Regions from separate parts of the Homo sapiens genome. Here region 2 is linked to region 1. The links are chromatin loops, found by intact Hi-C in ENCODE. Cell type or tissue: heart left ventricle. All regions are shown on one strand. Each heading gives the region's core, and the rest is flanking DNA. Links, peaks and the distances in the headings are about the cores only. Region 1 has its middle 47 kb from the start of LINC00502. Region 2 overlaps PCGF5 (polycomb group ring finger 5).

Evidence for each region. Hi-C counts contacts between places; a loop is a spot of excess contacts. Peaks named below come from ENCODE experiments on the same cell type or tissue, not always from the same donor. Only the 100,000 strongest peaks of a DNase experiment are listed, where the experiment ranks them.
Region 2: it touches region 1 in a loop (2.3-fold over the local background); 13 of 110 quality-filtered maps call a loop at or near these places.

What each region holds. Positions count from the first base shown.
Region 1 is chr10:91,084,052-91,101,807 of GRCh38, forward strand. No RefSeq gene overlaps it. Among named protein-coding and RNA genes, the nearest start is that of LINC00502, 47 kb to the left of the region's middle. In heart left ventricle, for the core only: CTCF peaks have their summits at 4,884 (motif pointing right) and 7,312; no DNase peak of the experiment used is centred there; H3K27ac peaks cover 3,575 bases.
Region 2 is chr10:91,231,224-91,239,223 of GRCh38, forward strand. The region is part of intron 2 of PCGF5 (polycomb group ring finger 5); the gene reads left to right. Among named protein-coding and RNA genes, the nearest start is that of PCGF5, 15 kb to the left of the region's middle. In heart left ventricle, for the core only: no CTCF peak of the experiment used is centred there; no DNase peak of the experiment used is centred there.

The DNA.
Region 1 (17,756 bases), core at 3,663-11,662:
TTATGTAAATATATATTTTATTTTTCTGTTTGTTTTTATTTGTACAAACTCATGAGGTTTATGTGCAATTTTGTCACCTGCATAGATTGTGTACATGGTCAAGTCAGGGCTTTTAGATTATCCATCACCCAAGTAACGTAAATTGTACCAACTAATTTCTCACCCATCTTTCTCCCACCTCCTCAACCTTCCAAGTCTCCATTGTCTATCACTCCACTCTCTAGATCCATGTGTACACATTTTTTACCACCCATTTATGAGTGAGAACATGTGATATTTGACTTCCTATGCCTGGCTTGTTTCACTTAAGATAATGGCCTCCAGTTTCATCTATGTTGTTGCAAAAGATGTAATTTCATTCTTTTTTGTAGCTGAATGGTATTTAATTGTACAGACATACGACATTTTCTTTATCCAATCTTCTGCTGATGGACACTTAGGTTGATTCCATATCTTTGCTGTTGTAAATAGTGCTGCAATAAACATACCAGTGTGGGTATCTTTTTGATGTATTGTTTTCTTTCCCTTTGGGTAGATACCTAGTAGTGGGATTGCCGGATTGAAACAAATGGTAGTTTAATTTTTAGTTCTTTGAGAAATCTCCATACTGTTTGTCATAGAGGTTGTACTGTTTGAAAATAATTTGTATTATTTTCGTCCTTTTAATAATAGTCATTCTGATTCGGGCAAGATGATATCCCACTGTGGTTTTGATTTGCATTTCTCTGATGATTACTGATGTTGAGCAATTTTTCTGTTGATCATTTGTCCTGTTTTGAAAAATGTCTATTAGTGTCCTTTGCTCACTTTTTAATGTTATTCTTTGTTTTTGTTGTTATTAAGTTGCTTGAGTTCCTTGTCTAGATATTAGTTCCCTGTTGTATGAATACTTTGCAAATATTTTCTCCCATTCTATAGGCCGTCTGGTCACTCTTCTATTTCTTTTGTGGTGCAGAAGCTTTTTAGTTTAAATAAGTACCACTTGTCTATTTTTTGGTTTTTTGCCTGTGCTTTTGAGGTCTTGGTCAGAAATTCTTTGCCTAGACCAATGTCCATAAAAGTTTTCCCTAGGTTTTCTTCTAGTATTTCGGTTTTGGTTGTTGTTATTTTCAGTTTGTTTTTGTTTTAGTTTAGAGGCAGTGTGGAGTGCAATGGCAGAATCATAGCTTGTTGCAGCCTCAAACTCCAGGGCTCAAGCAGTCCTCCTGCCTCAGCCTCCTGAGTAGCTGGGACTACAGTCACATGCCACCATGCCTGGCTAATTTTTTTTATTATTATTTTTTGTAGAGTCAGGGTCTCACTGTGTAGCCCAGACTGGTCTTGAACTCCTGCCCTCAAGTGATCCTCTTGGTGCAGGCTCCCAAAGTGCTAGGATTGCAGGTGTGAGCCACTGTACCATGCCTCTTCTAGTATTTTTATAGTTTCAGGTCTTATATTTAAGTCTTTAATCAATCTTGCATTGATTTTTGTACATAGTGAGAGTTAGGGTTCAGTTTCATTTTTCTTCATATGGCAATCTAATTTTTCCAGCACCATTCATTGAAAAGGGTGTTCTTTCCACAGTGTATGTTCTTGTCAATTTTATCAAAGATCAGTTGGCTAAAAAAAAATGGCATTATTTTGAGTTTTCTTTTCTATTTCATTGATCTATGTGTCTATTTTTATGCCAGCACCATACTCTTTTGGTTCCTGTAGCCTTGTAATATAGTTTGAACTTGTAATGTGGTAACTTTAGCTTTGTTCTTTTTGCTTAGGATTGCTTTGGCTATTCTGGCTCTTTTTTTTGGATCCATATGAATTTTAGGATTTTTTTTCTAATTCTGTGGAAAACGACATTGATATTTTGTTTTATTCTGTTCTGTTCTGTTTTGTTTTGTTTTAGATGGAGTCTCACACTGCTGCGCAGGCTGAATTGTGAGTGGCACGATCTCAGCTCACAGCAACCTCCACCTCCCAGGTTCACATGATTCTCCTGCATCAGCCTCCCGAGTAGCTGGGATTACAAGCGACCACTGCCACACTTGGCTAATTTTTGTATTTTTAGTAGAGACAGGGTTTTGCCACATTGGCCAGGCTGGTCTCAGATGATTGACAGTTATTATCTGAAGGGATGCTGAATTTTATCAAATACTTTTTCTGTGTCTATTGAGATAATCATATAGGTTTTGTCCTTGATTCTGTTTGTGTTTATGTATCGTATTTATTGATTTACATATGTTGAATCTTCCTTGCATCCCTGATATAAATCCCACTTGTTAATGGTGTATTATCTTTTTATTGTGTTGTTGGATTTGGTTTGCTAGTATTTAGTTGAGGATTTTTGTGCCTATGCTCATCAGGGATATTGGCCTGTAGTTTTCTATTTTTGTTGTGTCATTTTCTTGTTTTGGTATCAGAGAGATACTGGCCTCAGAATGAGTTACAGTAGAATCCCTTCTCCTCAATTATTTGGAATAGTTTCAGTAGGTTGGTACTAGTTATTCTTTATACATTTGGTAGACTTTAACTGTGAGTTCAGATAGCCCTGGGCTTTTCTTTGTTGGGAGGATTTTGTTTTCATTTTAATATTGATTCAGTCTTGCTGCTTGTTATTGATCTGTTCAGGTTTTCTGTTTCTTCCTGGTTCAATCTTGGGAGGTTGTATGTTTCTAGGAATGTGGCCATTTCCTCTAGGTTTTCTAGTTTATAAGTGTATAGTTGTTCATAATAGTATCTGTTGATTTTTTTATATTTTTTTAGTATTAGTTTTAATGTCTCCGCTATCATTTCTGATTTTGTTTATTTGGGTCTTCTCCTTTTCTTGGTTAGTCTAGTTGGTGGTTTATGATTTTATCTTTTGGAAGAACCAACTTTTCATATCATTGATCCTTTGTATTTTTAGTCTCTATTTCATTTGGTTCTGCTCTGATCTTTGTTATTTCTTTTCTTCTGCTAATATGAGTTTGATTTGCCCTTAATTCCTTGAGGTACATGATTAGATTGTTAATTTATAATCTTTCCACTTTATTAACGTAGGCATTTAATGCTACAAACTCCCTTCCTCGCACAGTTTCTGCCATATCCTACAGGTTTTGTTATGTTGTACTTCCATTTTCATTTGCTTCCAAATGTTTTCATCTCTGTTTTAATGTATTCATTGAATACAGTGGTCATTCAAGAGCATGCTGTTTAATTTCTATGTATTTATATAGTTTCTGAAGTTTCTCTAACTTTATTCTACTGTGATCTGAGAAGATGCTTGATATGATTTCAATTTTTAAAAATTTGTTGAGACTTGTTTTGTGGCCTAACATATGTTCTATCTTGGAGAATGTTTCATGTTCTGATGAAAAGAATGTATATTCTGCAGCTGTTAGGTAGAATGTTCTATAATTTGGACTTATATTTTTAAATTCCCTAATGAAATTTTTTTTTTTTTTACATTTTCTGGTCTCTTTCTATAACACCTTTAATATAATAGTTGTTATACTTTATTGAAACCTTACTTATTCTTTCAAATGCTTTTCCTTCTATATATTCCCTGTTTTTTTCATTTAGCCATCCTCAGACACCAGATACTCAATTTAAATTTCACCATCACTGGCTTCCCTGATAACCCTTTAAAGACAAGTCTAGGCTTGAACAGTAATTTCAGGTCTACTACCTGCTACCCAAGGAGACCATGGAGCTTGAACTCAGGTCTCTTTAACACCTAAACCTGGGTTCTTCTCATTTCTCCACTCTCTCTTCCAATCAGCGGGTCTGTTGGATGTATCACAAATATGTGCCTCATGTCCTAATATTACTTTTTAGTGGGCATGAATAATTTATTCTATCTCCCTTTCATGTGGAGCTGTATACATGTGAAACTTATACCTGTGGAGCTGCACTCTTCTTCAAGACAGATTACAGGCACTTCAAAGAGGTGAAGACATTCACAATTCCAGCCAGGGGTGGATCTAGGCTGCTTACATCTTGAGTGGCATTTACCATGACATTCAAGGCCTTCATTCACCCCTCCCCTGAAGGTTCCAGCTGCACAATGCTGATGTGCTAACTGGTGCCCTTCTAAGTTCGTGTCTTCCAGTGTTAATGGAAAATAGTAACATGTTTTTACCTTATTTTTGTTCTACTTTGAACACAGAGAAATCCCTAAGCCCTTCTGTTTATAGGACCCCTTTTAGGTTTCCATATTTGTAGTTTTGTCCAGAACCAAAGTCAGCCTGGATTTATATTTGAAATTTCCTTAAATGTAGAGAAGAGGAAGAGGAAGGAAAAGGCTGTTGTTGTGGAATGCCTATGCACTGAGAACAGCAAAAGAACCATTTTTGGTTTTGCCCAAATTAGCATTGCTAGATAAATTGGGAGCCTTATATCTTTCCAGTTGCCAGGAGAGCATGCCAGCTAATTTTAGCCCGTTGTGTAAATATAACCAGCACTGGTATGCACTGGCCTTTAAGATTCACAAGGGTCAATGATGTCCTGCAACAGCCAGAGGAGTGCCTACACTCGCCCAATATTGACTGAACTTCCTGGGTCCTTAGTTTCCTGTGTCTCCCAGACATATTAATTTTCCTTGGAAGTGACCTTGGAGATCCCTTGGCCTGACCCCCTGCCCGGGGCATGGCCTTTTCCATGTCTTTGGACAGAAAATTGCCACAGCAAAGTAGCAACATTCTGCAGCCCTTAAGGCAGGTGCAGCCTCGTTTTCTCTCAACAGTGTAACTCTCAGGCAGAAGAGCTAAGAATAAAGTTTTAGAAGGAAATACTGAGTATGATCCTATTTTGTCTTCCTAAAAAATGCTTTTTTTTTTTTTTACTCAACTCCTGAAACACCCTGTTCCCCAATGAATATGCTATAGCTAAATGTAATTGTTTTCTAATCTAATTGCCAGAAGAGGTCACAATAGAGCTTATACAACCAACTCTCTGAATCCTATCTGCTCTACAACTAGCAGGGGCAGATGATAGTCTCTGGGAGGTGAATACGACTGAAGCAGAGGAAAATCACAAAGGAGGAAGCCGCTCCAGCTCCCACCGAGAGATCAGGCTTTAAGTTGTACTGTCCCTCAGTATCCTTATCTGCTAAATTGAAGTGTTTATATATTGTTCCTACCTCTCAGAGATTTTATGGAGTTTAAATGAGTTAATGCATGCCAAACTGTTAGAAGAGCTCTTGGAAAATGATAAATGCTTAATACATGTTGGTATAGTTTGGACGTTTGTCCCCTCCAAATATTATGTTGAAATGTAATCCCAAATGTTGGAGGTGGGGCCTGGTGGGAGGTATTTGGATCATGGGGGTGGACCCCTCACGAATGGTTTTGTGCCTTCCCCATGGTAATAAGTGACTTCTCGCTCTGTTAGTTCATGTGAGAACTGGTTATTTAAAGAGCCTGGCACCTCCCGTCCCCACCCCACTACCTCCTGGCTCCCCCTCTCACCATGTGGTGTGCCAGCTCTGTTTCCCCTTCTGCTATGATTGTAAACTTCCTGAGGCCATCACCAGAAGCCAAGCAGATGCCGGCGCTATGCTTCCTATATAGCCTGCAGAACCATGAGCCAGTTAAACCTCTTTTCTTTATAAATTACTCAGTCTCGGATATTCCTTTATAATGATGCAAACACAGCCTAATACAAATGTTGGCCATTGTTTTATTATTGTTATATGGATTGAAATCACAATTCCCATTTACTAGATGGAGGACCTAAGGCTAGATTTCCTCATCTGCAAAATGGGCATAAGGAAAAGTCCTGCCTCATAAAGTTGCTGTTAGGATCAAATGAATTGAAAGGTATAAAGCTCCTGGCTTTTGCCTGGTCCTTGTGTGTGCCCAGAGTGTGGCAGTTCCTCTTGTTATTTCTTCAGGTGCTTAAGAATCTCTTCACTCGGCAATCACATCTGCTTGCAAACCACTCAGATTGTTCCAAAGACAATTTCAGAGTGGCTAAAGACATTGAGCAGGAGATGTGTACTGTTCATTTTCAGTATTTTTTCTTGATGGCTACAGAGAGTAAAGTAATGATAAATACAAAATGGCTACAAAATATGTAAAGACATAAAATATGTTAAAATAACCATGAAATAGGGTTCAAGAGAGAAAAGGAACATTTCCTTTGTCTTGTTTCTGGGTTTTGCTTTGAGGGTTTCATCTTGTTTGTTTGGGTTTTATTTGTTTTTATCTTAGAGTTAATCACAAGGGTGAGAGTGTGATAGAGTGATTAGCCAAAGTAGACTAGCTATGCTGCTATTCTACCCAAAGACCCTCGGCAGACATACATAATAACAGAGACAAGTAAAATTGGAGTATTATTTCTCTATAGATGACATGTCCCTAAGAAAGCCCTGCTGGGCTAATAAACACTATGGGATAATCCCCCATGTTCTTCTCATTCATTTAAGTATGTGTCATGGTATTTCTTTTCAGAAGCCAATTGATCCTGCTCTATTTTTGCTTAGACTAATATTAAAATTAGTTTGCATTTCCTAAGGTAGCCAAGCAATTGGAGTAAGATAGTGACATGGAGAGGGAGTTAGCTCAGACTGTTAAAAGTGGCAGCAGAACAGCTAAAAGCAAATAACCTAAAAACAGAAATCAGGAGGAAATTCCTTCTTTAAGGTGGAATATTGCTAGATTATTTTCTTTTCATGAAAGAAGCACTTCTTTTAGGTAAACCATTGCTTGTATTAAAAACTCCCAGTTTTTCCTCATTTGTTTCTAAAGACTTAATTCTAATGATAAAGTTACAATGTGTGGTCCTCAGCAAACACTTCTCACTGTAGATCTTTCCACTCTCCCCATGACTCTCAGGGGAGTTGCAGTCAAACTATGCTATTGTATAATAACGGGCTGTGACAAACAAGTAGGGAGAAATTGCTCCTGTCTAACCTCAAACCTCCATATGAAAAGGTTGCATGTTTATGGAGCTAGTGAAAGGAGCACAGGCCCAGAAATCAGACATACTTTGAGTTTAAAACCCTGTTCTCTAAACCACAAGTTATGTGACCTAGGAAGAATTTCTTAACTCCTCAGAACTTTTTAACAAGAACTGTTGTCCTACTTTGCATTGCTTGCTTTTAGCTCAGTAAAAGTTAGTGCTTTGCATGCATGATTCTTTTTAAGCTTTATGACACCTCTGTGAGGTTGGCATTATTATTAGTCACGTTTTATAGATGAGAAAACCAAAGCTACTGATTCAAAAGTCATGCCTTGCTACCGTAAGCCTTCTATAGTGCTACTAATGAATGCTGCACACGGCTTGAATGGCCCTCATGAGAGGATACTGACATGCATGGAGATTTGGTTCACAGATACTCTAAACAGACTGCACCGGTATTTGCCACTAGTGGGAGCAGACAGCAGAAGATGAATTTAGTGTCCCTGCATTTGTCCTCCTCTCAGCCCATCTGTCTCTCTCCCTTTTCCCCACTCTATGTTGATAACAATTTTTCTGACCTGCAGGTAATTTAGCTGACTAGAGTGGCTATTCTTTTTTTTTTTTTTTTAGACGGAGTCTCACTCTGTCACCCAGGCTGGAGTGCAGTGGCACAATCTTGGCTCACTGAAACCTCCACCTCCGGCTTAAAGCAATTCTCCTGCCTCAGCCTCCTGAGTAGCTGGAATTACAGGCACATGCCACCACACCCGGCTAATTTTTGTATTTTTAGTAGAGATGGGGCTTCAACATATAGGCGAGGCTGGTCTTGAACTCCTGATCTCGTGATCCACCCGCTTTGGCCTCCCAAAGTGCTGGGATTAAAGTAGTAAGATATCCACCTCATTTCTTCTGTTAATAGAACTTCTCCCTCACACCCCACAAAGGCACATATGTACATATACACACACATGCATACACACATCCATACACACACAACTTCTCACCATTAATACCCTGTCACGGCCACAGAGGTGGACACATGACTTTTCTTTGCTGTGATACTAAATTTGGCCTGCTGAAAACCCAAAGTCCAACAACCTGAAATAGGCTTGTTTGTAGCAGGAAATTAAAAGATCAACAAAAAAGAAGCAGAGACCAGCAGAAATGAGAGATGCACAGAAGGCAACTCGTGTGAGCCAACCAATAGCACCTCCTAAGGAAAAGGCCAACAAGTACCTGTTTCTGATATCTCTGGTGTATCTGGGCCCAGGCTTCCCTTTCCAATATCCTGATTGTTCATCTCTTTTTTTTTTCAATTCTGAGAGCTTCTCAGTATCCTTCCCAGCTACCTGAACCCATCTGAGAAGGCAAACGTGAGTTGGGTCTCTTTATGAGTCCATGCTTGCATTGCTATAAAACAAATACCTGAGACTGGGTAATTTACAAAGAAAAGAGGTTTAATAGGCTCATGGTTCTGCAGGCTATACAGGATGTGTGGTGGCTTCTGCTTCTGGGGAGGCCTCAGGGAAGTTTTACTCATAGTGGAAGGCAAAGCAGGAGCAAGCATCTTACATGTCTAGAGTAGGAGGAAGAGGGGTGGGGGAAGTGCTATACACTTTTGAACAACCAGATCTCATGGGAACTCTATCATGAGAACAGCACCAAAGGGATGGTGCCAAACCATTCATTCAGGATCCATTCCCATGATCCAACTACTTCCCACCAAGTCCCACCTCCATCACTGGGGATTACAATTCAACATGAGATTTGCGTGGGGACACAGATCCAAACCATATCATTCTGTCCCTGACCCTTCCCAAATCTCATGTCCTCCCATTGCAAAATACAATCATCCCTTCTCAACAGTCTCCAAAGTCTTAGCTCATTTCAGCATTAACTCAAAAGTCCAGTCTCATCTGAGACAATGCAAGTCTCTTCTGCCTATGAGCCTATAAAATCAAAAGCAAGTTAGTTACTTCCAAGATACAATGGATGTATAGGCATTGGGTAAATACTTGTTCCAAAAGGGAGAAATCAGCCAAAAGAAAGGGCTACAGGCCCCATGCAAATCTAAAACCCAGTAGTGCAGTCATTGAATCTTAAAGCTCCAAAATAATCTCCTTTGTCTCCATGTCCCACATCCAGGGCACAATGATGCAAGAAATGGGCTCCCAAGGCCTTGGGCAGCTCCAAACCTGTGGTTTTGCAGGGTTGGGCTCCCAAGGCTGCTTTCATGGGCTGGCATTGAATCCCTGTAGTTTTTCCTGGTGCACAGTGCAAACCATCAATGGCTCTACAATTTCAGAGTCTGGAGGATGGTGGCCCTCTTCTCACAGCTCCACTAGGCAGTGCCTCAGTGGGAGCTCCAACCCTACGTTTTCCCTCTGCACTGCCCTAGTAGAAGTTTTCCATGCAGGCTCCACCCCTTCAACAGGCTTCTGCCTGGATATCCACGCTTTTCCATACATCCTCTGAAATCTAGATAGAGGCTACCAAGCCTCAGCTCTTGCATGCTGTGCACTTGCTGGCTTAATGCCACATGGAAATTGCAAAGGCTTATGCTTGCACCTCTGCAGCAGTGGCCCAAGCTGTACCTGGACCCTTTTGAACCACATCTGGAGCTGGAGCAGCTGGGATGCAGGGAGCAGTGTCCCAAGGCTGCACAGGGTATTGGGCCCCTGGGCCTAGCCCAAGAAACCATTCTTTGTTCCTAGGCCTTCAGGCCTGTGATGGGCTGGGAGGGGCTGCCACAAAGGTCTCTGAAATGCCTTTGAGAACTTTTCCCCATTGTCTTGGCTATCATTATTTGCCTTCCTTTTAGTTATACAGACTTCTGCAGCTGGCTTGAATTGCTTCCCTGGAAATGGACTTTTTTTTCTATCACATGGCCAGGCTTCAAACTTTCCAAACTTTTATATTCTGCTTCTTCCTTAAATATAGTTTCTGTTTTATGCCATTTCTTTGCTCATGCATATGAGCATAGGCTGTTAGAAGCAACCAGGCAACATCTTGAACACTGCCACTTAGAAATTTCTTCTGCCAGATACCCTAAATCATCACTCTCAAGGACAAACTTCCATAGATCTCTTGGGCACGGGAACAATGTTGCCAGGTTCTTTGCTAAGGCATAACAAACATGACCTTAGCTCCAGTTCCCAGTTAATTCCTCATCTCCATCTGAAACCCTCTCAGCCTGGCCTTCATTGTCCATATCACTACCACCATTTTGGTCACAACAATTTAACGAGTCTCTAGGAAGTTCCAAATTTTCCCTCATCTTCCTGTCTTCTGAGCCCTCCACACTCTTCCAACTTCTGCTTGTTACCCAGTTCCAAAGTTGCTTCACATTTTCAGATATCTTTATAGAAATGCCCCATTCTTTGGTACCAATTTTTGGTATTAGTCCATTCTTGCATTGCTATAAAAAAATACCTGAGACTGAGTAATTTATAAAGAAAAAGGGTTTAATTCACTCACAGTTCAGCAGGCTGTACAGGAAGCATGGCAGTTTCTGCTTCTGGGGAGGACTCAGGGAGATTTACTCATGACAGAAGGCAAAGCAGGAGCAGCCATATTACATGGCCAGAGAAGGAGGAAGAAAGAGAGGGGTATTTGCCACACTCTTTTAAACAACCAGATCTCATAAAAACTTTGTCACAAAAACAGCACCAAAGAGATGCTGCCAAACTGTTCATGAAGGATTCAACCCCATGATCAAATCACTTCCCATCAGGACCCACCTCCACCATTTGGGTGGGATTACAATTCAACATGAGATTTAAGTGGGGATACAGATTCAAACCATATCAGTCTCTGCTGTTTGCAACCAAAAATGTTCCAATTTAGCATACTTAAGTTTAACATCAGAAAGTTGAGGAGAATGAGAATCCTAAAGGTAAATACACTTTTCATTTTTCTGAGGATGACCCAACACTCATTCATTCAACACTCTTACTGAATACCTGTTACATGTCAGGCACTGTGCTGAGAGTATGCAATCCAAGGATGAATAAAATATGGTTCCTGCTCCCAGTCTAGAAGACGAAGACAGACACTGATAAAAATGCAATAAAAGGTCACCAGTGTTTTGATAAAGGTCATAGGAAACTGTAGGTACAGGAAAAAATAGTAGTCAATTATTTCTGGAAGGTTCAGGGAAGTCTTCAGAGAGGTGATAATCCTTTGTTGACATTTGAATGGTAAGTGTTATCTAGGACTTTGCTATTCAAAATGTGGTTTGTGAGCCAGCAGCATCAGCATTACCTGTTAGAAATACAGAATAGGGGCCCCACTCCAGATGTAATGAATCAGCATCTGAATTAAAAAAAATTTTCAGGTGGTTGGTACCACATTAAAGTTTGAGAAGTGCTGATCCAGACAACAAGAAGGGTAGAAGAAGAGTAATTTCAGACAGAGGGACGAGTTTGAACAAAGGCTGGCAGACCTGATAGAGCATGATGTATTCATGAGATTGTAAGTCACAGCAGAAGATGTGAGGGAAGATACAGCACAAATTATAGCAAGTCCAGACCACAGAGAGCCTTGTAATCCATGCAGAAAGGACTGGACTTTATCCGACCAGTAATGGGGAACCAGTAAAGTGAAAGTGTGATGTAATCAGAGTGTATATTTAAAAGTAGAGTAAAACTTTTCTGGCAAGCAGAGTAATAAGATGAAGTTTGGACATGATCCCGGATAAAAGGGAGATTTGAGGGGAAAGAATAACATGATTTGATTGATTTGATTTGATGCAATTTATTTTAATGTTTCAAAGCTAAATGCCTGACAACAGTGTGGAAGATGGATTGGAGAGAGGGCAATACCAAAGGCAGGGAGACCAAGTGACATAGTCGTATACTGGTAAGAGATGATGAAGATGAAAACTACAAAAGTGTAACAGGAGTGGAGAGGAAGAGATGGCTATCAGAGTGAAAATGGGACAGAATCTGCAGACCTTATTCAAAAGCTGGAAGCTGCATATGGCAGCTAAGTGGGGCAAGGAAATCTGGAATATATGATAGAAGAGACAAAATGGAAGAGTCCATAGTGGAACAAAAGAGAGCAAGTTCTGTTCAGGGTCTGCTGAGTTGAATCCCCTGTAGGACATATATATGGAGGTAAGCAAATATGGACACATTAGCAATAAGCACTGACCTCACATCCAAGGTCTCTCTTGAAATTCCTCAACTAGAAACTAGTTTGTTTACTAGAAACCATTTAGCTAATTTTAAAAAGAATTAACTCTGATGAATAATTCAATGACTGTGAACTCAGACCATACAACCTAGAGTTGATCTTCCACCCGTTACCTGATGTATCAGTCCATTCTCATACTGCTAATAAAGACATAACCAAGACTGGGTAATTTATAAAGGAAAGATGTTTAATTGACTCACAGTTCAGCATAGCTAGGGAGACCTCAGGAAACTAACAATCATGACAGAAGGAGAAGCAAACAAGTACTTCTTCACATGGTGGCAGGAAGAAGTTCAGAGTGAAGGCAGGGGAAAGCCCCTTATAAAACTATCAGATTTCATGAGAACTCACTCACTATCATGAGAACAGCATGGAGGTAACCACACCCATGATTAAATTACCACCCACCAGTTCCCTCCGTTGACACGTGGGGATTATGAGAACTATAATTCAAGATGAGGTTTGGGTGGGGACACAGTCAAACGATATGATTCCACCCCAGCCCCTCCCAATCTCATGTCCTCACATTTCAAAACATAATCATGCTTTTTTCAACAGTCCCCCAAAGACTTAACTCATTCCAGCATTAACTCAAAAGTTCAAGTCCAGTCTCATCTGAGACAAGGCAAGTCCCTTCCGCCTATATGCCTGTAAAATCAAAAGCAAGTTAGTTACTTCCTAGATACAATGGGGCTACAGGCATTGGGTAAATACACTCATTTCAAATGGAAGAAATTGGCGGAAACAAAGCTACAGGCCCCATTCAAGTCCAGAATCCAACAGAGCAGTAGTTAAATCTTAAAGCTCTGAAATAATCTCCTTTTACTCTATGACTTACATCCAAGTCATGCCAATGTAAGAGGTAGGCTCCCACGACGTTGGGCAGCTCTGATCCTGTGGCTTTGCAGAGTACGGCCCCATCCTGGCTGCTTTCACAGGCTGGCATTGAGTGTCCGCACCTTTTCCAGGTGCACAGTACAAGCTGTCAGTGGATCTACCATTCTGGGGTCTGGAGGACAATAGCCCTCTTCTCACAGCTCCACAAGGTAGTGCCCCAGTGGGGACTCTGTGTGGGGGCTCCAACTCGACCTTTCCTTTCCGCACTGCCCTAGCAGAGGTTATGCATGAGAGCTCCGCCCCTATACCACACCTCTGCCTGGACATCCAGGCTTTCCCATACATCCTCTGAAATCTAGGCAGAGGTTCCTAAACCTCAATTCTGTCTTCTATATACCTGCAGGACCAACACCACATGGAAGCTGCCAAGGCTTGGGGCTTGCACCCTCTGAAGCCATGGCACAGCCTGTATCTTGGCCCCTTTTAGTCACTGCTGGAGCAGCTGGAATGCAGGGCACCAAGTCCCAAGGCTGCACACAGCAGGGGGGGCCTGCAACCAGCCCAGGAAACCATTTTTTCCTTCTAGGCCTCTGGGCCTGTGATGGGAAGGACTTTTGTGAAGGTTTCTGACATGCCCTGGAGACATTTTCCCCATTATCTTGGTGATTTAACATTTGGCTCCTTGTTACTTATACAAATTTCTGCAGTCTGCTTGAATTTCTCTGCAGAAAATGAGTTTTTATTTTCTACTGCCTGGTCAGGCTGCCAATTTTCCAAACTTTTATGCTCTATCACTTCTTGAATGCTTTGCTGCTCAGAAATTTCATCCGCCAGATACCCTAAATCATCTCTCTCAAGTTCAAAGTTCCACAGATCTCTAGCGTAGAGGCAAAGTGCCACCAGTCTCTTTGCATAGCAAAAGTGACCTTTACTCCAGTTTCCAACAAGTTCCTCATCTCCATCTGAGACCATCTCTGCCTGGACTTTACTGTCCATATCACTATCAGCATTTTAGTCAAAGCCATTCAACAAGTCTTTAGGAAGTTCCAAACTTTCCCAAATCTTCCTGTCTTCTGAGACCTCCAAGTCTCTAGGAAATTCTAAACTTTCCCACATTTTCCTATCTTCTTCTGAGCCCTCCAAGTCTCTAGGAAATTCTAAACTTTCCCACATTTTCCTATCTTCTTCTGAGCCCTCCAAACTGTTCCAACCTCTGCCTGTTACCCAGTTCCAAAGTCACTTCCACATTTTCGGGTATCTTTACAGCAGCACCCCACTCCTGGTACCAATTTACTATATTAGCTCATTCTGATGCTGCTAATAAAGACATACCTAATACTGGGCAATTTATAAAGAAAAGAAGTTTAATGGACTCATAGTTCAGCATGGCTGGGGAGGCCTCAGGAAACTTACAATCACAGCAGAAGGGGAAACAAATATGTCCTCCTTCACATGGCGGGAGCAGAAAGAAATAGAGTGAAGTTGGGGAAAAGCCCCTTATAAAACCATCAGATCTCATGAGAACTCACTCACTATCATGAGAACGGCATGGAGGTAACTGCCCCCATGATTCAATTATCTCCCACCAGGTCCCTCCAACAATACGTGGGGATTACGGGAAGTACAATTCAAGATGAGATTTGGATGGGGACACAGCCAAACCATATCACCTGTGTTTATTGTACACTCAGCAGGAAAGCCCATTGAAGAGTCAGCAGAACTCAGAGTGTGATTCTGGGGACACAACAAGAGGACTTCTCTCTGTTCTCCCTAAATGCCCACTGCTCCTTGAAGCCCTAATTACAGTTCACTTTAAGAAGTAACAATGGACACCTGCCATAAGCCAAGCCCTGTTAGGCACTGGGGATATGACAATAAACAAGAAAATTCTCAGCCTCATTGGGCTTACATCTAGCAAGGGAGACAACAGTTAAACTGAAAATAAATGTGGCAGATGCAGTTCTGCCTTCAAGAAAGTACTTGCTGCCCAGCTATCAAGAGTGTGGCTAGCTGACAGCCCCCAGTACTTAGCACTTTTGGGTCTACCCTGGCTTTCAAGCCAAGACCACACTATTCTTACAGTGACTCCTAGACAATGGCTGGGCAAAGCAGTGGTATCTAAGAGCATGTACATCTTGGAGTGACCCCCAGCTAGAGTTGCCAGATTTAGCAAATAAAAACACAGAGCACCCAGTTAAATTTGCATTGCAGATAAACAATGAATGTTTTTTACTATAATTGTGTCCCAAATATGGCATGAGAAAGACATACTTTAAAAAAAACTCATTGTTGGCTGGGTGCAGTGGCTCACACCTGTAATCCAAGCACATTGGGAGGCTGAGGCAGGTGGATCACTTGAGCCCAGGAGTTCAAGACCAGCCTGGACAACATGGTGAAACCCCATTTCTACAAAAAAAATTTTAGCTGGGTGTAGTGGAGTACTCCTGTAGTCTCAGATACTTGGGAGGCTGAGGCAGGAGGATTACGGAGGATTACTTGAGCTTGGGGCAGAGGTTGCAGTGAGCTGAGAACTGCACTGCACCCAACTTGCAACAGTTGGTACCAAGAAAGGTTTGAGAAATGATGTGGTAAGATAAAGACTTGGGAACTAGATCACTCACCACTTCGCTGGTTTTAAGGACATCATGCCTGGTGGTAGGTAGTGTACAGACAGCCCATGGCATGAGATGGAGGTCCAGTTATTTAAAAGGTTCACCAATGGTAGACCAGGATGGCATGTAGGAAAAGAGGAATGCATTGTTTCAAGCATTAGAATGTAGGGGAATCTCTATGTACGAAAATAATAGAATTTGCTGATTATTACTAAGTTACATTGATGCCCTACTGGAGGATAAAGAAAAGCTGAGAATACTTAAGAAACCACTGAAACTAAGTGTGCAAAGAGTTTCTACAAAGAATCTATGACTGTGAGTGAGCAGCAAAAGCTGAAGATGAAACACAGGATTTAATAGAGCTACTGAATTTCAAAGACATTTGAATGCTCAACAAAAGCAGGGCTGTTAGACCAAAGTCAGGGCCCCAGTTGGCAACAGCTGGGACTCTAACACATGGGACTGAAACATTCCTAGATTCCTCTGAACCTTCTGAACCTGTAGGGGTGGCTCACCCTTCTCAATTAAGAGCTAGCACATTCCTTGTGTAAAAAGATGATACAAGGGGCTTTCCCCTAAAAGGCAACAGGTGGCTCCCTCCTCCACTCCTGGACATCAGCACACATCACAACACATCTGAACCAGGAATATGCTGGGCCTGATAAGGAGTAAAGTGACCATGGCACAAATGAGCTGCAAGATGGCATCAGAGTGAGCCATCAGGGATCAGGGTGCTTGATCAAGATGGCTGCAACATAAGTCTGGATAAAGGAGAGTTGCTTTTTGTTTTTGTTTTTTTTTACTTGGGGTCACTTTGTTGAGATACAGGATTTAACACCCCAGGAAATGATGCAAACTTGCTTCTGCGAACTTGCTGCTAGGGTACCTCCTAGAAGCCTAGAGAAAGTGGTGGCCCCCACTGAGAGATTGAAATGCCTGCTTGCCATGGAAGACATAGGGGAAGTGGTTAAAAGGCTCGGGGAGGTAGGATTGCAGGAATGGGTGTATTAGGAGAGGCCAGAAAGCCAATCAGAGGACACACCATTTACCAAGGCCATCAGGAATGTGGGGCCAGGGCTGACAATAGAAGAGTCTGTCACAGAACTTGGCTTTCTGATGACAGTGGGGCTCTTGGGTGCTCCCAAAGCAATTTGACACCAGGTGGTGGTACTTAACTGCCAGAAGCCAGGAGATTGTAATTATCATAAAAAACAATAAGAACAGAGTGGCAGTCAAGAGGGCCTAACCTATAGATGGAGACGGTGAATAGAACTTAGCATTCTTAGGGACAAACTAGACAGCCAGCAAGAGTGCTGTTTGTCATATGTTTGACATATATTACATACATGTTATATATGTAATCAGAAGAGAGGAAGAATGGGTTAGCAGGAGGCTGAGGGCAATTGCCTCAATAAAAAGTAATAATAACTTTGCCAAATTTCCAGGCCTGAGCTGATTTTCAGATTCAAAACCTGTTGGCTAGGTCTGCAAGGAGACTAGGTGACCAGGTGACTAGGTCTGCAAGGGGAAGAACCCTACAATACCTTGGCAAGTGCACACTGTGATGATTCCCAGTGTCCTTCTCCAAAGGAACCTATTGCCATTGACTTGATTGACTTTACACTGAGAAAAGAAAAATAGCCAAACCTTCCAACAGCTGTTGGAGGCAGGGTCTGAATCATCATTGATACGTAAAGACCTGAAGCATGATCATGGGCTCCTGTGAGAAGCGGAGGACATGGATGTTAGGCAATAAATAGATTCCTGGCCAAAGAATGGTTTATAGTGAGTCCACTGGTCCATGGGCCCATACAGGGGTCATTTTTCCTGTCCAAAAATGTATTATTGGTATTATTATACTTGGCAGTTGATGTAACTCCCTCACTAGGTCCTTGGCTTTTAGACAAGAGTTGTCATAATGGAGAAGGCCAAGTGTAGGGCTCAGAAATTGCTGGCTACGATAAGTAAATCAAAAACAGTATTACACCCTGGGGGAATAGTAGAGATTAAAGAGGCAAGGATGCAGGGATGGTGGTCCCTGTCATATCTCCATTGAATTCCCTAGTCTGGTCCTTTCAGAAACTGAATGGATCCTAGAAAATGACTGAAGACTACCACAAGTACAACCAAGCAATGACCTTGATCATATCTGCTGTGTCCAACATAGTGCCATTGTGGGAGCAGATAAATATGGCCTTGGGTTTATGGTACCCAACCACCAATTTGGCAAATGCATGCTTTTCAATCCCCAAT
Region 2 (8,000 bases), core at 1-8,000, 140 kb after region 1:
TTACTAAGCACTTTGTCTTCCAGATACAATTCTGGGCACTTGAGACTCATCAAACAACCTAGTAGGCAATAAACAAATGATAGTGTGTATTATATTAGGTGATAAATACTGTAGAAAAGGGGAAAGTCAAGCTGAGTAAAGGAAATTGGCCAGTGAGGTGTTACAATTTTAAGTAAACTTGTGTTGAGGATAGGCCTCATTAAGAGTGACTTTTGAACAAAGACCAGGTAAAGGAGTTAGCCAGATATCTGAGGGGAGAGGTGTTTCAGGTAGAGGGAATGGCAAGATTAAAGACTCTAAAGCAGGAGTGTGACTGAGTTGTTGAGAAATGACCTGAGGCCCATGTGGCTGGACAGCAGTGAGTGAAGGAGTGTTAGAGGTGATGGGGTTGGGCATGGCCGCAGGCACGTGGCGCAGTTCTTGTAGAGCCATCTTAAGGATTTTGCTTTTACTCTGAGAGAAATGAAGATCCGTTTCAGGCAGGGTTTTGAGTAGAAGAATTATATGATCTGATTTATGTTTAAAGGAATCACTCAGACTACTATGTCGAAAGCAGACCTGTTAGAAGGCCATTGCAGTAATCCAGGCAGGAGATGGTAATGGCTTGCATCAAGGTGGTGGTAAAAAGTGATCAGAATCTTGATAGGTTTTGAAGGTAAATTCATATTTGCTAATGAATTGTATGTGGGTCATGAAAAGAAAACGGAATGTAAGTTATAACATATTCAAATGGAGATGTCCATTTGGGAGTTGGACTTATGACTCCTGGAATGATCAGCATATGCATCATTATTTAAACAATGAAAGTTTGAAGGGAGGACCAAGGACTGAGCCCTGAGGTACCACTAAAAGGAGAAATCAGTGAGATAGGAGGACAATGGGAATAGTAGGTCCTGGAAGGCAAAGTAAACACATAGTGTTGAGGAGGTGGGATCAACTGTGTTAAGTGGGTTGAGTAAGATGGGGTTGAGAATAGATTCCTAGATTTAGCAATGCATAGGTCATGGTGGTCTTTTCAAGAGCAGTTTCAATGAAGTGGTAGGAGCAAAAGTCTGGATAATGTCAGCAGTTGGAAATTTTTTTATTTTCTGGTTTTGAATATTGTACTATGAATACATAAGTATTTAATCTTAATAAAGTAAAGAAAAGGTGAAAAAAGAATGGGAAGAGAGGAGTTAAAGAGAATAAGTGCCACTATGTCAAGGAGTTTTACTGCAAAAGAAAGCAAATAAATAGCTAATAAGGGAAGTAGGGTCAACAGAAGTGGTTTTAGGGGGTTCTTTTTGAGCTGGGGAAATATGTTTAAATGTCATTAAGAATCTTCAGTAGATGGCAAAAGATGTAAGTGAAAAGGGACAATTACTTGATCAGTGTTCTTAGGTCATGGTGACAGGATCTGGCATATAGGGCAGAGGATGGCTTTAGATAGGTACATGAAGTTCTGGAAATAGGCAAGAACACAAAGTATAGATGCTAGTAGGTGAATAGGTGTGGTGGTAAAAGTTCTCTTTGTTTCAGTTATTTTATTGCCTTTTGTTTTCAGTAAAATAGAGGTCCTCAGTGGAGAGTGAGGATGGAGGAGGATATGTTGGGGGTTTGAAGAGAGAGGAGAAGGTGTGAAATACTAGCAAGAAGCGTAATGGACTTGGGGCATTGAGTATGACAGCCTGGCAGATGAAGGATTCACTTGAGGTTCATGGTCATGAATTTAAGGTGAGAGACCAGTCAGCATGGTTGCATGTTTTTCTTCCACAAAGTTCCACTGTAATCTTGTAGAGGCAGAGTACATAGAGAGTTAGATAGAGTTAGCCAGGATTAGAGTTTAGTTGAGCAAGTATGACCAAAGAAGAGAGGGGAAGGGGAGTCGAAGTACAAAAGAGTGACACTATCAAGGGTATGTGTGAGGAATTGATTATTTTGATTGATCATGGAATTTATATTGGTAAGACGGGGAATGGGGCCATCCCAGTCTTACCACTGAGCTACCAGCCTCTATGACCTAGGGGTCCCACTCGACTCTACAAGCCAGCCTACAGAAGTAGGGTAACCTTTTCTGCCTTCCTAGACCTTTCAAGGTCTGCTGGCTTGCTCAGTCTAAGATCCCCAGACCATGCTTAAACCCCCAGACTCTTTCCTAACCCTGTTCAAGCAAGGTGTGCTTCGCTGCCTGTTGCTTTGTCTTAGCAAAAAATAAAAATAAAAAAAAATAAAGTGTTGTACTCGGTAGAAGAAAATGCTGTCCTTAGGGTTCTCTGTGAAATTGCAACTCGTGTAGGCCTTTGAAAGAAAGAAACGTGCCAATATACGGCACATTATGTAATATATATACACATATACATACATAAGAGAATAATTAGTTCATTATACAAATAAAACAAGAAGATGCATGGAAGCGAATTACAGCTATTCTGGATTTTTTAAATTAGTGTTAGTTTCACGTGTAAGAATAGGTATCAAAAGCAGGAAACTGATGCCTCTTCTCTTTGAACATGACCACAGTTTACTTATAAACTGTTAGCAGATAAGAGTTTTCAAGACAAAAATGTATATAAAATGAGCATTATCAAGAAATGTGTATGAAGATTGTGAACTGCTTAAGGAAGGAAGAAAAAATATGCATCTAAGTTGACAGATAAAACCAACACACCTAAAAGATTTTAACAAAGGAAGTCAGCCTTTGGTCAGTTTTAATAAACAGAGCATTACTAATCAATGAAGACACTTAAAGACATGAGAGAAAAGATTATTATTGTTTTATCATCAGTGATAGCAGAATTAGCACTCAAGAGCAGAAATTTGTATATTTTGACATCAAAGCTGGGAAGCTCACTCTCTGTGATACATAAGAGACCTGGGTGGACCACACATACATCTAAGATAGCAACAACAAATGACCTTGTACCTTTTGTGTAGACACCCTCAAGAACTTGAAAATAGGAAATAGGATAGCTCTATAATAGTTCAACTATGAAATCAACATGTAATAGTGCATCAGAGAGGGTATATGCAAAGGAATTGGGAAGCGGCAAAACAAAATAGCTTCTAGACCAGTGGGACTGTACTGGAATGTAAACATATGTTTATTTTTAACATAAATTAAACATAAAGTGAAGGAAAGAATGCATAATAGAAAAGCATTGGTCAATCTTGGACACACACCTCACCCTACCCCAGTAAAAGAAGTGTACTGCATTCAAAGATAGGCTCTTCCTATTCAGGTGAAGAAATGTGTCTTAAATTTCATACTTGAGTTGCAAGACTATCACTAGGGTAGAAATGGCTAGGGTAGAAATGGCGGCAGGGAATTAATACCAGTGAATGATACACATTTCAAGTTCCATCGGCATGATATCTGTTATTTATGATTAGTGCATCAAACTAATCATAGTCTGATATTATTCAGTATTGTGATGCTGATTCTCCTTATCATTTTATGCTCATCCAGTGATCTAATTTATGGTAAAGCTCACATTTATTGAATACTTACAAGTTACCAGACACTGTAAACCAGTAAACTTTACATATATTATCTCCTTTAAGCCTCACAAGAACCCTGTGAGATAGGTACCTTTGTTATCTTCCTTGTACACAGAAACACAAAGTAGTTTGCCTAATGGCAGTACTGGGATTCAGATCTAGGCAGTCTGCCTCAACATTATCTGGAACAACTATGCTATACTACCTTGGTTTTTCATGTATATCTGCATTATAGGGAGAGTACATTGATCACAAATTCTTTAATTATTTTTTGTCCTGTCATAATGGTTTCTTAATGGTGATAATAAAGTGACTTCTGATGATGGTTTAGCAGAGAGCCAAATCCTGGAATGGGCACCCTAACGATGGTACTAGTCAGTAAGATTTTTGTGACTACCTCCTACTCTCCCTTGGCCAATGTTTCCGAGTCATCTTTTGGCTGCATCAGTGAGAGGGTTTTGTAGAGTTATAGTCCTGGTGCGAATCTCCTAGATATTCTGAATTAATTGGTCTGGGATGGAGCCTGTGAGTCAATTCTTTAAAAATTCTAATTAGTGATCATGATGCCCATTTAAATTTTAGAACCACTGCTTTAGATGATGCAGTGGCCATTTTTCTATTAATTTGTCCAACAACCTGGTTCAAATCTAACAAATGGTAAAAGTAGGGAATTCACTTAGTAAACATTAGGCAAAAGTTTAATGATGTTTGTGATGAGGTAAGTATAAAGGGCCAGGTGTGCTGGTTAATCCCAGTACTTTGAGAGGCTGAGGCAGGAGGATCGCTTTAATGTGGGAGTTTGAGACCAGCCTGGGCAATATGGGAAGATCCTGTCTCTACAAAAATTTTAAAAATTAGCCGGGCATGGTGGCCGATATGGTTTGGCTGTGTCCCCACCCAAATCTCAAATTGAATTGTAACTCCCACAATTTCCATGTGTTGTGGGAGGAACCCAGTGGGAGGTAATTGAATCATGGGGGCGGGTCTTTCTCACGCTGTTTTCTCAATAGTGAATAAGTCTCACGAGATCTGGTGGTTTTAAAAAGAGGAGTTCCCTTGCACAAACTCTCTTTTTGCCTGCTGTCATTCACGTAAGATGTGACTTGCTCCTCCTTGCCTTCTACCTTGATTGTGAGGCCTCCCCAGCCATTTGGAACTGTAAGTCCAATAAACCTCTTTCTTTTGTGAATTGCACAGTCTCAGGTATGTCTTTATCAGCAGCGTGAAAACAGACTAATACAGTGGCCCATGCCTGTAGTCCAAACTACTCAGGAGGCTGAGGCAGGAGGATCACTTGAGCCCAGGAGTTTGAGGTTGCAGTGAACCATGATCATGCCACTGCCCTCCAGCCTGGATGACCAGAGTAAGACCCTGTCTTAAACAAAGAAATAATAATAAATTAAAAAAATATGATATGAATTTTTGATTTTGATGCCAGGGACCAAATGTTACTAATTCTGAGATGCATTGCATAGTGGTTTGGATTTTAGGCCTGGAGCTGCGCAGCCCAGGGATGGATACCATCTTTGCTGCACAGCTGTGCAGCTGTGAGCAGCCTAGTCAGGCTCTCCAGCACTACATTCCTCACTTGCCCAGGGAGGATAGTAACTGTCCATACTATAATCCATACAGAGTCCTGAGGCCAAGCCTGATATTTGGTTAGTGCTCATTAAATATTAGCTAAGTTGTTACTTAAGTGTTTTCCCACCTGAGGACATCTTTGGTGAGCCTAACTCCCTTTCTGACCCAGGTGCTTCTTATGGCTATAGAATCTGTGTGGAGTAGCTGTTGAGAATGAAGACTCTACTTGGTCTGTATACATAGTCTTAACCTTAGACTAGGACCTTTTTAACATCATTCTTGGACCAATTGGGTTAACCACTACAGCAGTTGAGCAGTTAGAGAGTTTGGCATGAAATCTTTAAGATATTTTTAAAATGTGCTGTACTGCTAGTATGGACTTCAAATTATAAACTAAGAATTAGAAGTGAGTTTTGTAGTGATGAGAAGTTTTTTAAGCATCTATGGGAAACCAAATCCTCATTTTACTTTTTCCAGTTTCACCGAGCTTCAAGCCTGGATTTCCTCAGGTTCTAATTTATGTAAGGTTGTGCTTTAACAGTTTTTAAAAGCCATGTGGGAGATGTATCTTCTAGAGATTTTTTTAAAGGAACAAATAAGCTACTGAAAAGGGCTCTATACAGTTTAAAAGGAGATCTAATTGTACAAGTAGACATATTTAAGGCTCCTAAAATAAGGAGTAAGACATTCTTTTTCTATATATCGTAGATCTATGTAAATAAAGTGTGAAGAAAATGTATCACACATACATTGGTTAACAAAATGGATTCAAATATTGGTTTTAACCACTAACTAGCTTCATAATTTTAGACAACTTGCTCAAATTCTCTACTCATTTTTTTATCTATAAGAGGCCAAATGCTATCTAATTAATAGGAATGTAGTAAAGATTAGATTATTAAATTGTATTGAATTAAATATATGTTGATTAGGACATACATGGACATAGTATGTTGGATACATGTGCATATTTAAGATAATGCCTGGTACGTAAACCCATTAAGTGTTAACTATGATAATAACAGTATATCATCCAAACGAAAAACAAAGCAAGTCAGAATATTACATTGTTCAGCATCTTAAAGTTGTCTTTTACTAAAACTATCTGAAAAAAAATTGTCAGGAAAGACAGTTTTTGGTATTAGTCTCTGAAAAAATGCTTTCAAAAATTCACATCAACGCTGGGCGCAGTGGCTCACGCCTGTAATTCCAGCACTTTGGGAGGCCGAAGTGGGCAGATTACTTGAGGCCAGGAGTTGGAGACCAGCCTGGCTAACATGGCGAAACCCCGTCTCTACTAAAAATACAAATAATTAGCCAGGCATGGTGATGGGCACCTGTAATCCCAGCTACTAGGGAGGCTGAGGCAGGAGAATCACTTGAACCTGGGAGGCAGAGGTTGCAGTGAGCCGAGATCGCGCCACTGCACTCTAGCCTAGGCGACAGAGTGAGAATCCATCTAAAAAAAAAAAAAATTGCATCAGAAAACCTGAATTTATGTCTTTTTGCTGCCATTCACCAGAATAGGCAGGTGACTGGGCCTATTGAAACCTCTTTTTTACCAGCAAAAGTGGAATAAGATACTGCATCTCAGTTGTTGGTGTGAAAATAAACTCACCTCTTGATAGGAGGGATTCTGTCTCCATCTAGAATAGCACCCTTTGGTAGAGATAAAATGTGAGCCATGTGTATAATTTAAAATTTTCTAGTAGCCACACTAAAAAAGAAACAAGTAAAATTAATTTTAATAATACATTTAACCCAATATCTCTAAAATATTTTCATTTCAAAATGTAATTAATATAAAATTATTGAGATTACCTGTTCAGGTTATGTCTGAAGTCTAGTGTGTATTTTATACTTACATTACATCTGAACTTAAACTAGCCACATTTCAAATGCTTAGTAGCCACATGTGGCTAGTGACTTCTCTATTGGCAGTCCAGATCTAGAATATAGATTAGTATTCCCCATCACTGTTCTTGGGTACTGGTGCTGCTTTGACTTTAAGCAATTAGCATAACTTTACTCTTTAATGTATGCACCTTTGGATGCTTGAGCCCTACAACTCTTTCATGAGCAGCCTAGCTTAGTATAGCTTCTGGGAAGATAGGGTCCTACCCTTAGCCTTTTGGCTGATCCAGGTGAGGACTTGTTCTGGGCATGTCACATACCTCTCTATTTGGTCAAGCCTGGTAGACAACCAAGGATTGCCAACCCGTTGAGTACAATAAACCTTTTGAACTACAAAGATCAGAGCTCCATGTCAGGATCAGGCTTTTAAAATCCCTCCACTCTCATTTCTTTCTTTCTTTCTTTCTTTTTTTTTTTTTTTTTTTTTTTTTTTTTTGCCTCTTTCCCAAATTTCAGAGACTTATCTATCATCCCTGGGAAAAGAGCAAATACCAGCAATGTTCTGAAGGAATTCAGCTTCTCTGTCTTCTACTTCAACTTGGCATAATAAGGCAGTCCTCTCTTCCCAAAGATTATTTTGACTTGAGAAGACATTTAGAAACCCTTTTGGGGACAAGAAATTTGGGAAGAAGGCAAAGTATTCAATTGTACATAATAGCTCTAGGCCAAGCTTTTATATCTAAGCTTTTTCTTTTTTTAAGGTTTTCTGATACTGTCTTTTACCCACATTTTGTGAGAATTGTCATGAAGGCAGTGTTATCCTAATAGCTGTGTGTAATGGTGAAAAGAGAGAGTATGGGATTCAGGTACATTCATCCAACAAAACTGCTCAAATGTCACCAACTTAGGGGTCGCTAAGGGGTCCTATCCTGATCACTTTATTTAAAATAGCTGCCGGCTCCCAGCACCCTGTCTCTATCTTATTTTTGGGGGGCGGAGGGGGAGGCAGGTAAAAATACCACTTATCACTAACTAAAATTGTTTGTTTGCCTTCCTAAATAAAGTATAAGCTCCATAAGAATTTGGGC